Linked DNA regions of Homo sapiens: region 2 is linked to region 1. Evidence: chromatin loops called from intact Hi-C (ENCODE). Cell type or tissue: dorsolateral prefrontal cortex. All regions are shown on one strand.

Region 1 (2,500 bases):
CTCACCATGATGGTCAAGCTGGTCTTAAACTCCTGACCTCAAGTGATCCACCCACCTCGGCCTCCCAAAATGCTGGGATTACAGGTGTGAGCCATGGTGTCCAGCCTAGGAAAATATGGTTTCTGTTGTAAGCCATGTCCTAGCCCAGTGAGGAAGCCAAAATTCTTTTTTTAATACCCTACTATATAATTTGAGAAGAGGTTATAAAATTAATAGTATTTTTCTTCCAAGAATCTCAAATTGTAAGACAGAGAGAAGAACACAAGTAAAACTCTACAAAGCATAACCCATGATAATCTAACTATAGAATGCAGCTTGCCCCTTAAGACTCCCATAATCTGGGCCCCATCCTACCTATGGGCAGGGATCCACAATCACACAGCTGTGTTCCCATTTTCAAAGTCTAAATCAAAGAGAATAAAGCTTTGAGACAGTCTACAAGTCTTCTCAATCTCTATGGGATCTACCTTTCAAATTCTGGTTTTCCTGTCTAAAACAAATGTCTTCCACAGTTAATGTCCAATTCCTTCAGGGGACACAATGACAAGCCTTAGAGTAATTGATATGGTTTGGCTGTGTCCCCACCCAAATCTCATCTTGAATTGTAGCTCCCATAATTCTGACATGTTGTGGGAGCAGTGGGAGCTAATTTAATCCTGGGGGCTGTTTCCCCCATACTGTTCTCATGGTAGTAAATAAGTCTCATGGAATCTGATGGTTTTATAAGGGGCTTTCCCTTTCACTTGACTCTCATTCTTTCTTGCCTGCCACCATGTAAGACATGACTTTGCTCCTCCTTTGCTTTCTGCCATGATTGTGAGGCCTCGTCAGCCACGCGGAACTGTGAGTCCATGAAACCTCTTTTCATTTATAAATTACCCAGCCTCGGATATGTCTTTATGAGCAGTGTGAGAACAGACTGATACAGTCATATAACCTAAATTTCAAACAAGAAGCTCCCATTCACAATATCAAGGGATTAATTACCATCACTTAATTCTACTCAATAAGTAGTAGTTAATGTACCTGCTCTTGTTGATGTTATTATATGAGTTAGATATTTTAACTACCAGGCTAAGTATTTGTGGAGAGAATATAAATGGTGACAGATGAGCCAAACTGAGTTGCCTGTGACCTTGGCGTCCCTCAGTATCCCTCCTTGGTCATGAGAAGGCTTCTTGATGACACTTACCCAAAATCAATAAAGAACAGTTACCCACAATAATGTCAGCAAGATTTATTTGTCATTCAGCACAACTTAAGATGTATGTAGTGTAAGAGATTTAGAATCCAAGAGTTGATCAGAAAGCTCTCACACAAAATGTGCTATCTTGGGCTGTAGATGGCACTGGCTGGCCCGGGTGGCTGTATTTCTCATACACCAGAGAATACTACACTATTTGTGACGACTCCATTCAGAAGAGGTTTATTAATCACACAGCTTAGGGAGCCTCTGCAACATGTAATGAGTTTAATAACTGAGATTTGCGGTGACAACCCTAAACTAAAGCAGAAAATATCAAAGTTGGGTCAATAGTATAGATTTCTCCCTTTTAAACATTGTCTTAATGATCACAAAGAGGACTGTTCTATTTTGGTAACTTTTTGTTACATTCCAGTCGGTGTCTCATGTTGACCTCAAAACTATTTATTTAATAGGAATAGCCCTAGAAGTGTCACTAATAAGCGCAAGAGATGATGTTCTTACAGGCTATTTCCAAAGGAGATGTGGTGGGGTGGGGGGCAGGTGGGTAGAGAAGTGAAAGTCATCTTTCTCAGGAAAACAATCCATTGATTCTGGCCTAAGTCAAATCAACATAATTATGCCTCACAATGGTCTCAGAAATGCTTTGTAGCCATTCAGGAAAGAGAACAAATGTCCCTTTGTTCCAATTTTGAAATGCAAGCTGTGCGCTTAGGCTCCATGGTACACTACGTAGAATAAACACAGGAGGCCTCAGTGGGGTTTTCCACTTAAAACTGATATATGGAAGATTCCTGGTCAAAAACCTGGGGCATTCTTTCAGGTCAAGTGTCATATAGAAATCACCTACTATCTGTTTGGACAACTGTAGCCAGGAAGCCTGGAGGAATTCTCAATCTGTCTCATCTTTTCCAAAGCTGCTACCCCAAACCTTACTGCAGAATGCTGTTTTGAGATGACTGGGAAAACAGAGAGCCACTACCATATTGTCTACCACACGCTTAATTATGAAGCTCTCATTTTTTTCTGCAATCAGGAAAAGCAAAACATCATTTACAAGAAGAACTACCACAAAAGGTCAGTCATGAGAAGTGACTGATGCATTTCCATAAGGAGAAGCCTCTCATTCCAAGCCTGGCAGTTGATAAACACACTTATCTCACTCCCCATGGTGGAAACGTACAGCTTTCTGGAGTCAGTGGAGTGGCACAAGCCTGGAGCGGGGCTCCCCCGAGGCTGTGGGGAAGGCCAACAGCGCGGTATTGCGGCAGCTGCTGAGCAGATGCCAAGCCTCCA
Region 2 (2,500 bases), 180 kb after region 1:
GTGAGGGAAGTTTTCTTCCACTGGCAGACATCCTACTCCAAATCCCAACAGGAGTTGCTTTCTCCAAAAGAAAACTTTGGCAAACGCATCACTGTATCAGCAAGTGCATCAAAATCAGAGATGACCCAGGGTACATCTGTTTTGAGAGAATCTCCTAGTTACATCTGACAAACATCAACAACTCTGAACCTTTCCCTGCATAAGGCTTAAGTCTAGATTCCTGAATCCGGCAATAACCACGAATCTCCCTTTCCTTTTATGAAAATCTTGATGTGTGCCCAGGACTATGCTTGGTGATAGGAGGGGTCCCCTACCCACTCTGGCCCTGAATGGAGAGACAGCACAACAGCTCATCTTAGAGCGTGCATGGATCTGTCAACTTGTCCTCTTCTTTTCTGGGAAGGTTGCAGCTGGGGTTAAATAACAAATGATTACAAAACCCCTTTCTCTTTGAGATGAGAATTAATATTAATGCAATTATATGCTGATGGCTTCAGTGCTCTGCTGAAATGGATCAACATTTAAACTGTCATTTAACAAAAATAAAACCATCCTGCAATGACTATAACAATATGACAAAAGGCAAAAATGCACAAAGGACTCTACTGGGTGCCATTTTTTGCAAGACTATTCTAAGAATTAGAGTAGAGGAGAAAAAAAATGCAACTCTCCCAGTTGAAAATGTTTATTCCCATAAAAGGTAAAAGTTGGCTTATTTTTGTGAAATATTACAAATATGTTCTTAAAGTCACTGAATTCCTCAACTACCTTACCCGAAATCATTGCTTTATGGAGCTTTTAAGTCCATAAAAATACCACACTGTAGCTAAAATAGGGCCATTCACCAAGCAACAGGATTGTAAACAGGATGGCAGAGAAAGAAAGGACTCTTTCAGAACAGTGGAAAGCCACTGTCCATTTCTTACAATGCAGTTGGTGTGGTCTGGGGACAAGTGAACTGCATAAGACTCCCCACTCACAAACATCTGTGTTCCCACTCTCCAAGCTCCATATTGAGAATCGTCCCTTTGAATCTCCATCAGTTCATTGTCAAAACAAATGGATCACTCAATCCTTAGACCTGTAGTGCTAGAAGGGACCCGGGTTGTCATCCAATTTAATCTGTCCAATGCACAGCTGCAAAATGCAGATCTGGAGACTCAGCCAGAGTCACACAACCAGTCATTAATAGAACTGGGATCCATTCCAAGGCCTCTAGATGCCAAGCCTGGTACGTTGTCCATTACCCAATATTATGGGTTGAATTGTATCCCCTCTAGAAAAAGATATGTTGGAATACTAACTCCTAGTACCACAGAATGTGCCCTTATTTGGAGATGGGGTCTTTACAGAGGTAATCAGTTAAAATGAGATCATTAGGGTAGGCCCTAATCCAGTATGACTGCTGTACTTTTAAAAAAGGAAATTCTGGATACAGAAACAGACACAGAGGGAAGATGTGAGGAGACAGGGAGAAAACAGCCATCTACAAGCCAAGAAGGAAGGCCTTGAACCAGTCCTTCTTTTACAGCCTCAGGAGGAACCAACCCTGCTGAGACAATAAATTTCTATTGTTTAAGGCTCCCGGCTGCAGTACTCTGCTATGGCAGCCCAAGCAAACTTACACACAAATATCAACTGTCCGGAGTGCAATATGTGTCTGTATAGATGTCTACATAGACATGTTGGCTTTATTCCACAGTTCAGATATCTATTAACCTTGACTTCCTTAAAAAATGAAAGAACAAAATTTTTCTAAAAGTATATTTTATAAAGCCTAGCCTTTAAAAGACACAACCTTGGTCCAAACCAAGGATAGGCCAACAGCCCTATGAAGTAGAGATTATTATTAACTCCATTTTTGAGATGAAGACACTTAGACACAAAGAGGTGGCAAAAACTGCCGAAGAAAAACCAATTAGTAAGGGGCAGAGCTGACTGCAAACCTAACTGTGTTTGGTTCCAGAGTAGGAGTTCCTAAGCAGTACGCTACACAAGAGGTCATGAATTGCCCATTGCTAGCAGTATTCAAACAGAAGTTGGAGGCCCACAGTGAGAGATACTTTCTAAGGAATTTCTTCCTTGAAGAACAGGGAAACTAGAGTGACTTTTTTTTGTTTTTTTTTTTTTTTTTGAGATGCAGTTTCACTCTTGTCACCCAGGCTGGCATGAAATGGCACAATCTTGGCTTACTGCAACCTCCACCTCATGGGTTCAAGTGATTCTCCTGCCTCAGCCTCCTGAGTAGCTGGAACTACAGGCACCCACCACTACGCCCAGCTAATTTTTGCATTTTTAATAGAGACAGAGTTTCACCATGTTGACCAGGCTGGTCTCAAACTCCTGACCTCAGGTGATCCACCCGCCTCAGCCTCCCAAAGTGCTGGGATTACGGGCGTGAGCCACTGCGCCCAGCCTGGAGTGATTTTTAAGACCCTTCTAGCCTTGAACTTCCCTGAGTTTGTGATCCTATAATTACTGCTGGTTTGAGTAGTCAAGG

Evidence for each region. Peaks named below come from ENCODE experiments on the same cell type or tissue, not always from the same donor. Only the 100,000 strongest peaks of a DNase experiment are listed, where the experiment ranks them.
Region 2: a loop joins it to region 1, with 4 times the contacts of the local background. A loop is called at or near these places in 4 of 110 quality-filtered maps.

Annotation. Positions count from the first base shown.
Region 1 is chr2:22,853,426-22,855,925 of GRCh38, forward strand. No RefSeq gene overlaps it. Among named protein-coding and RNA genes, the nearest start is that of LINC01830, 310 kb to the left of the region's middle. In dorsolateral prefrontal cortex, a CTCF peak has its summit at 1,530; DNase peaks (open chromatin) are centred at 1,356 and 2,456; H3K4me3 peaks cover 365 bases; H3K27ac peaks cover 1,560 bases.
Region 2 is chr2:23,036,803-23,039,302 of GRCh38, forward strand. The region is part of intron 3 of LOC107985792 (a long non-coding RNA gene); the gene reads right to left. Among named protein-coding and RNA genes, the nearest start is that of KLHL29, 350 kb to the right of the region's middle. In dorsolateral prefrontal cortex, a CTCF peak has its summit at 947; a DNase peak (open chromatin) is centred at 1,049.